Regions from separate parts of the Homo sapiens genome. Here region 2 is linked to region 1. A link is a contact called in ENCODE Hi-C or POLR2A ChIA-PET data. All regions are on one chromosome and are shown on one strand. Each heading gives the region's core, a stretch centred on a gene start or an enhancer-like site at or near the end of the contact. The rest is flanking DNA. Distances are from core to core; before and after follow the strand shown.

The links. Hi-C counts contacts between places; a loop is a spot of excess contacts on that map. ChIA-PET counts read pairs that join two places held with the same protein, here RNA polymerase II (POLR2A). Pooled maps may share reads with other maps.
Region 2: a pooled map shows a loop between it and region 1 (2.5-fold over the local background). The contact joins two enhancer-like sites. A Hi-C loop is called at or near these places in 3 of 50 pooled maps. POLR2A ChIA-PET finds 5 or more read pairs at or near these places in 2 of 52 experiments (K562 and activated T-cell).

What each region holds. Positions count from the first base shown.
Region 1 is chr2:24,312,871-24,317,842 of GRCh38, forward strand. ITSN2 (intersectin 2) reads right to left here. Exons shown (of 40, transcript NM_006277.3): 3 at 2,262-2,354; 4 at 590-653. Among named protein-coding and RNA genes, the nearest start is that of ITSN2, 45 kb to the right of the region's middle. RefSeq lists an enhancer at 3,232-3,281. Within about 2 kb of position 2,906, at least 3 of the 41 ENCODE cell types and tissues checked have a DNase peak (open chromatin) inside an H3K27ac peak, as active enhancers do.
Region 2 is chr2:24,823,878-24,828,849 of GRCh38, forward strand. ADCY3 (adenylate cyclase 3) reads right to left here. Exons shown (of 22, transcript NM_004036.5): 14 at 4,025-4,284; 15 at 3,669-3,731; 16 at 2,168-2,249; 17 at 501-659. Among named protein-coding and RNA genes, the nearest start is that of CENPO, 33 kb to the left of the region's middle. RefSeq lists enhancers at 1,589-2,148, 2,149-2,707. Within about 2 kb of position 2,179, at least 5 of the 41 ENCODE cell types and tissues checked have a DNase peak (open chromatin) inside an H3K27ac peak, as active enhancers do.

The sequences.
Region 1 (4,972 bases), core at 1,656-4,155:
TATAGATTATGAAATAAATGAAACTACAAAATAACAGAAAGAGGATTTTGAGATTCTGCCAAATTATAAGGAAATTTTTCTCAATGATAATGTATATATCTTTCCTTAGAAAATTCTAATGAAATTAGAAATTTGTCCTAGAGAACTAAACCTGAATTATTTTCAATAATTTGCTCAATAAAATTTATTTTCCAAAAAACTGAAGAAATACCTTTTTTTTTTTTTTTTTTCTAAAGAGAGTCTCATTCTGTCATCCAGGCTAGGGTGCAGTGACACAATCATAGTTCACTGCAGCACTGAATTCCTGGGCTCAAGCAATCCTTCCATCTTGGCCTCCCTGAGTAGCTGGGACTAGAGGTGTGGCCACCACACCCAGCTAATTTTTTTTTTAATTTTCTGTAGAGACAGGGTTCTCACTATGTTGCCCAGCCTGGCCTCAAGCAATCCTCCTACCTCAGACTCCCAAAGTGCTGGCAGAAATATTCTTAATAACCAATAGAATGCAACTAAAAACAATTTTATGTTAACACTATATTACAAAAAAACAAAATACTATCAGAAAATTAGGTTCATCTACAAAACACTTTACCATATTTCAGCTAAAACAGGGGCCGGCAGACCTGATTGTAGGAAAAAATTACGTGCTTGATCACCTGGAGGTAATAAAAACAAAACCCAAGCAGCACATTAGTAAATGAAATTATTCCAATGCTTCTGAATAATAATGGGTATATGTTAATGATTTATTATAATTTTAATACCAATCATTAAAGAATAAGTGAAATAGAAACACATAAAAATTATTTACATAACTTTAATAAGACAGATATTTTAAAACAAAAGTCACATCTGCACTTCTATTGTATATTAATCAGTGATGAAAGATGATTCATCTCAGTTTTTCCACAATTGGGGTCTTCCTTAAAAATACTTCCACTTAGTAAAATTTATATTTAAAAACACTATTCCCTAAAAGAGTTTCAATATAAAAAGTACCAGGTGTTAGGAGAGAGAGTCCTCCATGAGTTTCTTCACACTCCTATGTGTCTTGCTCTGTATACCAATAATGTAAGACCCTAATTGCTCTCTGCCTGGGTCACTTCTCAGAATTGGGTTTGTAATGAGCAATCTTAACGAATCCGGTAACGTTTCCCACTGAGACAAGGGACAAACTTGCTTTACTGCTTGCTACAAAAGGGTGGGTTCCCCAAATTCAGTGTTCCTCTCCTGTAACACAATCATAGCATGTGTACTATTCTCCTGGGCTCTCTGCATTGTCTCTGTGGGACTTAGGGAACACTAAAGGAAACAGAAAGATAGATGCCAATGCTCATTTTGCTAGTTATGCTGTTAGTCATAAGGTTCTTTGTCTCTGACTCAGGAATCTTGGGTCTTCCACCCGTAATGGACAAAGTTATTAACCTGTAAGCAGGGTAATCAAATCCTGATACCAGGTAAGGTAATTACTATCATAGCAGTACAAATAACATGGTTAAGTAGATGGATTCCAAAATCAGCCCAAATGGTTTCAAAGCCCAGATTAACACTAACCATCTTTGTAACCTTAGGCAGTTACATAACGTCTCTTAGTCTCAGTTTCACTATTTGTAAATATAGACAACAACAGTGCCTACTTTACAGGGTTGTTGTAAAGGTTAAATAAAATAATGCACTTAGCATAGCATCTGGTATATAGTAAAAATTCAATAAATATCATTGTTCTCATAGTTACTATTATTGTATGTAAAGCACTAAGCTACTTTGGCACAGAAAAAAGTTTAATTAATAGAAAAAAATTTCAAAGGCACACCTAAATTAATCCCATTTTGGCTCTGGTGGTCTTTCTGCAAAACAAGGGCTAGCATCAACAATCAGTGCTTGGTGTAGCCTCAAAGACAGAGGGCTAGCATTAGGAAAACAGATTCCAGAAAAAAAAAGTCTAGATTTTCCATGAAATGAATCTAAGAAATAAACTGAAAACTTTCTAGATATAATGTTAAAATGTGAAACCAGACAATTACACAGAAATTCTTGACTATCATTTAGGATTCAGGAAAAATCTTCCATATCCCAAATTTAAAACAACAAATTAAGACAGTTCCAGGAAAAATAAAGTTAGCATTTCTTTAATTTCTAGAATTCTGATTGATATGAATTTTATCGTTTATTAACACAAATTTGATGGCAGTCAAATTAAAACTAATTCTTAGATATCACATAAGGACCATAATTCACTAATAAAACTAATTATAAATACAAACCTGTTATGTAACCTCCTGAAGGTTTGAGGTTATCAAACTGCCTGTCATGCTTAGTACGTTCTTCAGAGGTAATAGCCCACATGTTTGGCCCTCCTGAAACATAAGTGGAAGAAACTATAGTGTATACATGAGAATGCTTAAAATACAATTCTAAAATGTAAATAGAAATCACAAGTGTTCATTGTATGACAGTATTTAATATTTGAGTGACACAAAGAGTAGAGCTCTATCATAACCATACATAGCACAGCCCTAAGGCTTTTCACTCATTGGCTCAATTAACGTCTATTGAACAAGTGCTATATCACACTCACTGGAAATGGGCATCAAGCTAAATACTGGCAATAAAAAGATGAAGAAAATATTCCCACCCTCAAGGAATTCATGCTCTAGAAAACAACAGTACTTACAGTATTCACCTGTGAAAAATCCTAAGCAGAACTATATACTGCCATAGTTTAGCCCTGTGTCCCCACCAGAACCTCATTTCGAACTGTAATCCCCACGTGTCAGAGGAGGGGCCTGGTGGGAGATGACTGGATCATGGGAGTTGATTTCTCCCTTGTTGTTTTTGTGATAATGAGTGAGTTCCTCACAATAGCTGATGGTTTTAAAGTGTGGCACTTCCCCCCTTGCTGCTTCTCTCTCTCCTGCTGCCACGTTAAGATGTGCTTTGCATCCCCTTCGCCTTACACCTTAAGTTTCCTGAGGCCTCTCCAGCCATGTGGAACTGTGAGTCAATTAAACCCTTTTTTTCATAAATTACTCAGTCTCAGCTAGTTCTTTATAGCAGTGTGAAAACAGACTAATACAGATACCAAAACAGCTGTGCCAATTCTGAGTTAGAAGCACCAAGGATGAGATAACAGGAAAGGTAACACTGAGGCAGAGCCTTGAAGCTTGGTTTGAATTTTGCCACGTGAAGAGGAGGGATAAGAACATTTCACACCATAAGGGCACAGCATGAGAAGTCAAGGCATGTGCAAGGTGCTGTTAAGTGCACTGAGCAGACTAATAACTAGAGTTAGTAATAATAAACAGGTAGGGTGGAATTAACTGTAAAAAGGTCTTAAATACCATCCTCAAGAGCCTGACCCCATACCCTGGAAGTTATAGAGAGCCATCTAGTAGTTTTTATTATTTTATTATTTATTTATTTATTTATTTTGAGACAAAGTCTTGCTCTGTCACCAGGCTGGAGAGCAGCAGAGTGATCTCGGCTCACTGCAGCCTCCGCCTCCTGGGTTCAAGCAATTCTCCTGCCTCAGCCTCCCAAGTAGCTGGGACTACAGGCATGCGCCACCACACACCCGGCTAATTTTTGTATTATTAGTAGAGACAGGGTTTCACCATGTTGGCCAGGATGGTCTTGATCTCCTGACCTCATGATCCACCCACCTCGGCCTCCCAAAGTGCTGGGATTACAGGCGTAAGCCACCACGCCCAGACAGTTTTTAAATAAGCTTTTAATTTGGAATAATTTTAGATTTACAGAAAATTCACAAAGATAGTACATGGCTCCTATATACCTTTCACCCAATTTCTACTATGTTAACAACTGACACAACCATAGTACATTTGTCAAAACAAAGACATTAACAGTCTGGTATATAACTACTGGCTAAATTAATACCTCCACCTGCAGTGGTGGCTGGTAAACTCCAACAGAATTAAACTCTGGGTAGTGAAGACAGCACAAGGCACTGTGACTGATGATTCTGCCCATCGGAGCCTCTAGCAAAAGGAAGTAGCCTTCACCTAGAGATAATCCTTGGGATCAGAAAGCTTGACCCACGAAGGCCTAGTGATTCTCTAGCCTGATAGTCCCATTTTGGGGAGGGTCAACTTGAATTCCACAAGGTGGGAATAACCTGAAAAGCCTTGTTTGTCAAATAGAAATGGTATATCAAAGAAGATATAGACACTGGCCCCAACAGTATTTTGGCTTTACGTTAAAAAGTGGCAGTGGCCGGGCGCGGTGGCTCACGCCTGTAATCCCAGCACTTTGGGAGGCCGAGGCGGGCGGATCACCTGAGGTCAGGAGTTCAAGACCAACCTGGTCAACATGGCGAAACCTCATCTCTACTAAAAATACAAAACAAATTAGCTGGGTGTGATGGTGGGTGCCTGTAGTCCCAGCTACTCAGGAGGCTGAGGCAAGAGGATCATTTGAACCCGGGAGGTGGAGGTTGCAGTGAGCTGAGATCACGCCATAGCACTCCAGCCTGCGCCGACAAGGGCAAGACGCAATCTCAAAAAAAAAAAAAAAGCGGCAACTATCCCTCTGAGGGAAACCTTTATGCACATTCCACTGCTTATAGTAAAGCTACTGGATCAATGAAGGCTCAGATCAGAGAAGCTGCAAGTTGCTGGTGTTCACTGGGCTGCAGTGGCTATTCAGCCTCAGAGGCAGCTATGCTGAACTGAAAGGAGACATGGGCAGAACCTGGATTCTTGGGCTGCTGCCAATGACCCAGCTGTTTGGTTTGCCACTTGGAAAATTACAGATTGACAGATTAAAGACACCCTCCTGGGGCTACAAATTGAAAACAAATCTCAACTGCTAATTGAATTGTCTGTGTCACCTATGTAGACACCTACAGTATGGGCCCAGCCTCTGATTTAGACTGAAATCAAGTATGACTAATGTGCAGAGGATACCACTGCATGCCAAACTGTGACTTGGGGATGGTGGGGGAGGTCTCATTGCA
Region 2 (4,972 bases), core at 929-3,428, 510 kb after region 1:
AGACAGGGTTTCACTATTTGTTGCCCAGGCTGGTCTCAAACTCCTGACCTCAGATGATCCACCCGCCTCGGCCTCCCAAAGTGCCGGGATTACAGGCATGAGCCACTGTGCCCGGCCACTACTTTGAATAAATTTTAAAACAGCTTCTCTAGTTCCTCTAACAGCCCCAGCTGTGAAGACGAGGGTACCGTAGAGCTGGGAACCACTCTGTTTGGAGAAGTTCACAGGCAACAGAAAGGTGGGCTCTAGCCAAAGTCTTGTCTTCTGACACATGGCCTCAGAGCTGTACGGCCCACATCACGATGCCTACAGCAGTGCACTTTATAAGAGGCCGGAGAAATTCCTCTTTTGCTTATTTGTGTTTGCTGTTTAGGTTCAGCCCTACCTAGGCCCCAGTCCCCTGTCCCTGAGAAGGCCTGGGCCCAGCGGGGGCTGCCTGAAAGAAAGAACAGATGGAGACAAATGGCCTCATGGTTCCGGGCTGAGACCACACCCCTCACCTCATCTCTCTTCTTGGACCCCAGGAAATGGCGTGCCACGTGCTCAGGCAACATGTTGGTGACCAAGGCCTCGTTCCAGCGTCGCATCTCATAGACACGTTCCTTCTGGTCGTGGACCTCAATCTTCCACAAGAAAAGTGTCCGTGCCAGTTTTTCTACCTACAGACACAGACAAGGCGAGGCATGTGCTCTAAGCTGGCCACTGGATAGAAGGATGAAAAACAGGAATGGCCAGGCGTGGCGGTTCATGCCTGTAATCCCAGCACTTTGGGAGGCCGAGGCAGGCGGATCACCTGAGGTCAGGAGTTCGAGACCAGCCTGACCAACATGGTGAAACCCTGTCTCTACTAAAAATACAAAAATTAGCCGGGCATGGTGGCGGGCACCTGTAATCCCAGCTACTCGGGAGGCTGAGGCAGGAGAATCAACTTGAACCCAGGAGGCAGAGGTTGCAGTGAGCCGAGATCGCACCACTGCACTCCAGCCTGGGCAAAAGAGTGAGACTCAGTCTCAAAAAAAGAAGAAAAACAGGAACGTGAATGGAGGAACTCCCCTTGGAAAGGCTGGAAGGAAGATGGCTAAATGGCAAGGGAAGTAAGACCCTGCAAAGATTGCACCTCATCAAAAGGCCACCCAATAGTGGTGCGGTTCCCAGCCTCCGTAATTACAGCAGAGATCCAGGAGGCCTTCCGTGTGTAGGGGGCCTCTTGGGACCTAATTTCAGCTGCAGGTCTGTCTCGTGGAGGTGGCAGCAGTGGGGATCTCCCAACTCAGGGTGGAGTCCCCCTTTCTAGCAGGCGCCATTTGGGTAAGAAGTGGCTTGGGAAGGCTGTACTTCCCTGGAAAGCCAGTAGGGGGCACTTGAACTAACATTGGGCCCTAAGTACAGAGGATCTTTCTCTTCCCTCTCTTCCTTCTCTTTTCCTTTTTTGTCCGGTTGAGTGCGGTGGTTGTGGCGGGGGGGGGGGGGGTGCGGGGGGGGTGTCTCACTTTGTCACCCAGGCTGGAGTGCAGTGGTGTGATCTCAGCTTACTACAGCCTCAACCTCCTAGATTCAAGCAATCCTCCTGCCTCAGCCTCTCAAGTAGCTGGGATTACAGGTGCGGGCCACCATGCCTGGCTAATTTTTGTATTTTTTAGTAGAGACAGGGTTTCACCATATTGCCCAGGCTGGTCTCAGACTCCTGGACTCAAGTGATCCTCCACCCTCAGCCTCCCAAAATGAGCCACTGCACCGGCCTTCTCTTTTCCTTTTAACCCAACAGAAAGTCCATCAGCTCCCTTCTCTTTCTCTTCTGGCTCTGTGGTCAGTTGTGTTAATGTCCCTCAGCGCCACGGGGAGTGCGGGGGCCATGAGCCCCTGGCCTAGGGGATATTGATTTGATTCAAGATGTTTGTGCCTTCACTCTATCCCCTCCCACCTTCACTCCCATGCTTCCTTCACCATCCTGGAGGGGGTCGGACGGAAGAGGTGAGGAACTGTCTTCCTGTGTGACTGAGGAAGGAGCCTGAATAGAGAAGGCGGTGGCCTGACCAGGCTCACGTGTGGGGCTGGGTGAAGGGAAGCCCCATTCCTTAGGAGCTTGGGCTCTTAGGTCCCAGGGCTGCTTCTCAGGAGGCCCTGTGGGCTGTGGGCACAGAGCGGGGATCGTGCAGGCGGCACTCACGTGGCGGGAGAAGTAGTAGAAGCTGAGCATCATGAGGAACACCATCACCGTCATAGAGTACTTGGAAGGCACCAGGGGCAGCCTGCTGGGCAGAGCGTGTGCAACTGAAAGGGCTGTCATCTGCCTCCTGGAGGGGGCCTGATTCCCTCCAACTAGATGGTGCTGCTTCCTGCCACCCCAGCCCTAGAGCTCACCCCGGCTCCTTAGGCCCTTTCACATCAAGTCGGGCTCCCCCGGGCAGTAAAATTTTCTTAACTCACTGGGCTCCTCTCCAACAGCCAGGCAACCCCTGGCCCCTCCTGGCTGCACCTGGTATTCACATCAGGGCTGCTCCCCAGGTATTTAAGAAACACTGCATTGCCTGACTGATCACAGAGGTAGCTACAACCATGCAGGAATTTGGAGAAGCAAGAGACATCAGTGATGGGATTTCATAGCCATGGGACTGGGGTACAATCTCACCATGGCTTTTTACCTTGTTCATACATATTTTTATGTGGAGCTGTGGTTAGTTTCCATTACCGTATGGTATTTCACTGCATGAATATACCAGTTATGTATCCATTTCCTGTTGATGTCATTTGGGTTGTTTTCATTTGTTTTGGGGGAGGGGGTATGTCTATTACGAACAGTGCCACTTTGGACATTCTCATACATATATCCTGGGACATGAGTATGTGCATGAATTTCTCTAAGATGTGTGTATATATATATATACACATATACACACGTCTGCGTGGGTGTGTATGTAGGAGTGGAATTGCTGGGACACAGGTTTATTTTCAACCTTACTAAATAGATCAAAATATTTTCTAACACGGTTGTACTAACTCATACTCCCACCAGGAGTGTAAGAGTTACTATTGTACTTGATATTGTCAGAGTTATCTGGACCGGTACGTGTGTGATGGTATCTCACTAGGGTGTAACTGGCATTTCCTTGATTACTTGAGTGCCATTTATTAGTGGCCATTTAGAGTTCTTCTTTTGCTAAGGGCTATGCAGGTTTTACCCCTCTTCTATTAGGTCATCTTTTTATTTCTAAACTTCCTTGAAGGTCTGTTCAAGTCATGGAATCATAAAATTTTAAAACCTTGGCACTGGCAGGGACCTTAGAGAACTTCTGGTTCAGTATCCTCCTCAAGAGATGAAATTGCAACTCATGGAAACGGACCTGCCTGTGACCCACAGAGAATTACTGCCTGCTGCAGGCTCAGAAGCCAGGTCCAAATCCAAAGCGTCTTCCTCCCTCCTCATTTTCCTGCTGCCTGTCTGTCCTGCCAGCCAGTTACATGCAGCTGCCATCCACCTGGTATTTCCTTCCCTCCTCACTGCACTGCTGCAGCCCTCCTGGAGGAACCCATGCCAGCTTCTCTAACCTGCACGTATCAGGTCACGTGCCTCCCGGGAGGGTGAGATCCCGGGGCTTGGGCCTGTTATATTCCTGTCTCTAGAAGAAGGGCTGTGAGTGCAGGCCAGGAGGGGAAGCCGTGGCCCTTACCTGTCAGTGCCATTGAGCCCAGGGTTGAATCCTTGCATCTGCTCTAAGGCCACCATAGGTAAGCTGTTGGACAGATAACAGCACAGTCAGGCCCCATCTGGGAACAAGAGCCTGATGCCCAGCCAGGCACCGGGGTATCCCAAGTCCTCCACTCGGGGAGAATGGGAAGAATCTATTCTCAGGTCCTAGCCAAACAGTGATACGTCTGTGAGCAGCCAGGAACTGGTTCTTGAACAAGCCTTTGAGGACCCCTAGTGGCAGAAAGCCACCTCAGCACAGGCCCATGAGCTTGAACTGAGGACTTTGCGGGCGGGAGGAAGGAGACAATACAGATCCCCAGTCACGCTTCATCTTACTCGTGCTCCCGAAAACGCTTGTGGTCGTATTCATCAAAGACGGGACGCCAGGCATAGAGGTTGATGGTGGCCACGGCGCCTGCGACGAGCAGCATGAGCGTGAGCTTCACCATGTGGCTGACCTGCACCAGCATGATGGTGGCGATGAGGGACAGCACGGCCACATAGTTGTAATACTTGGGGTTCTCCAGGCAGCTGCCCTCCGTTTCCATCCCTGCCGTTGCATTGCTGGGTCCCGTGTAGTACTGGAGACAGCTGAGCTGGAGGCCAGGACGGCGGGCAGGGACACACGTTCAAGAGAACAGCAGGTGCTGGTCACAGAGGGCTGTGCATGGTAGTGCACGCTCAGCTGCCACCTCCCGCGGCTCCCCCAGAAATACCGGGAAAGATGGGGAAATTTACCAGGGACTAATCATATGAAAGTTAGTAACTGCAGCTAAGAGCCTCGCCGTTGCCTCATTTGACATTCACAAAAACTCTCTCGAGTATTTTTAGTACTGTCCCTATTGTACAGAAAACTCGGGCCAGATTTGCCCAAACACAATTAGCAAGCAGAAAAGCCAAAAGTAGGAGCCAAGTCTTTAGGCTTCAAATCCAACATGTTCTTCCCCATATCACACTGTTGCTTCAGGAGGGGCCACGGGACCATGAGCCCCACTCACAGCCTCCCCGTGATGACAGCTAGTCTCTGCCCAAATCCTTCCATTGGGGGGATGTTCACTGCCTTCTGGATTCTTTACTGGTTCTGCTACTGGGCAGATGCGGCCGGGAGAAAGCGCATCCAGAACCGGAATCAACCCCCCCTTTTTGTAACTTTCACCCACAGGGCAACCTTGTCTTGCTTGCGCGATTCCCGCCATGTCATTCTAGCATGAGCAGTTGTTACACCTCCCTAGCTTTTTACCCCTCCATGAGTGACAGCATCTCCAGGTGTCCTGTACAGTGTCC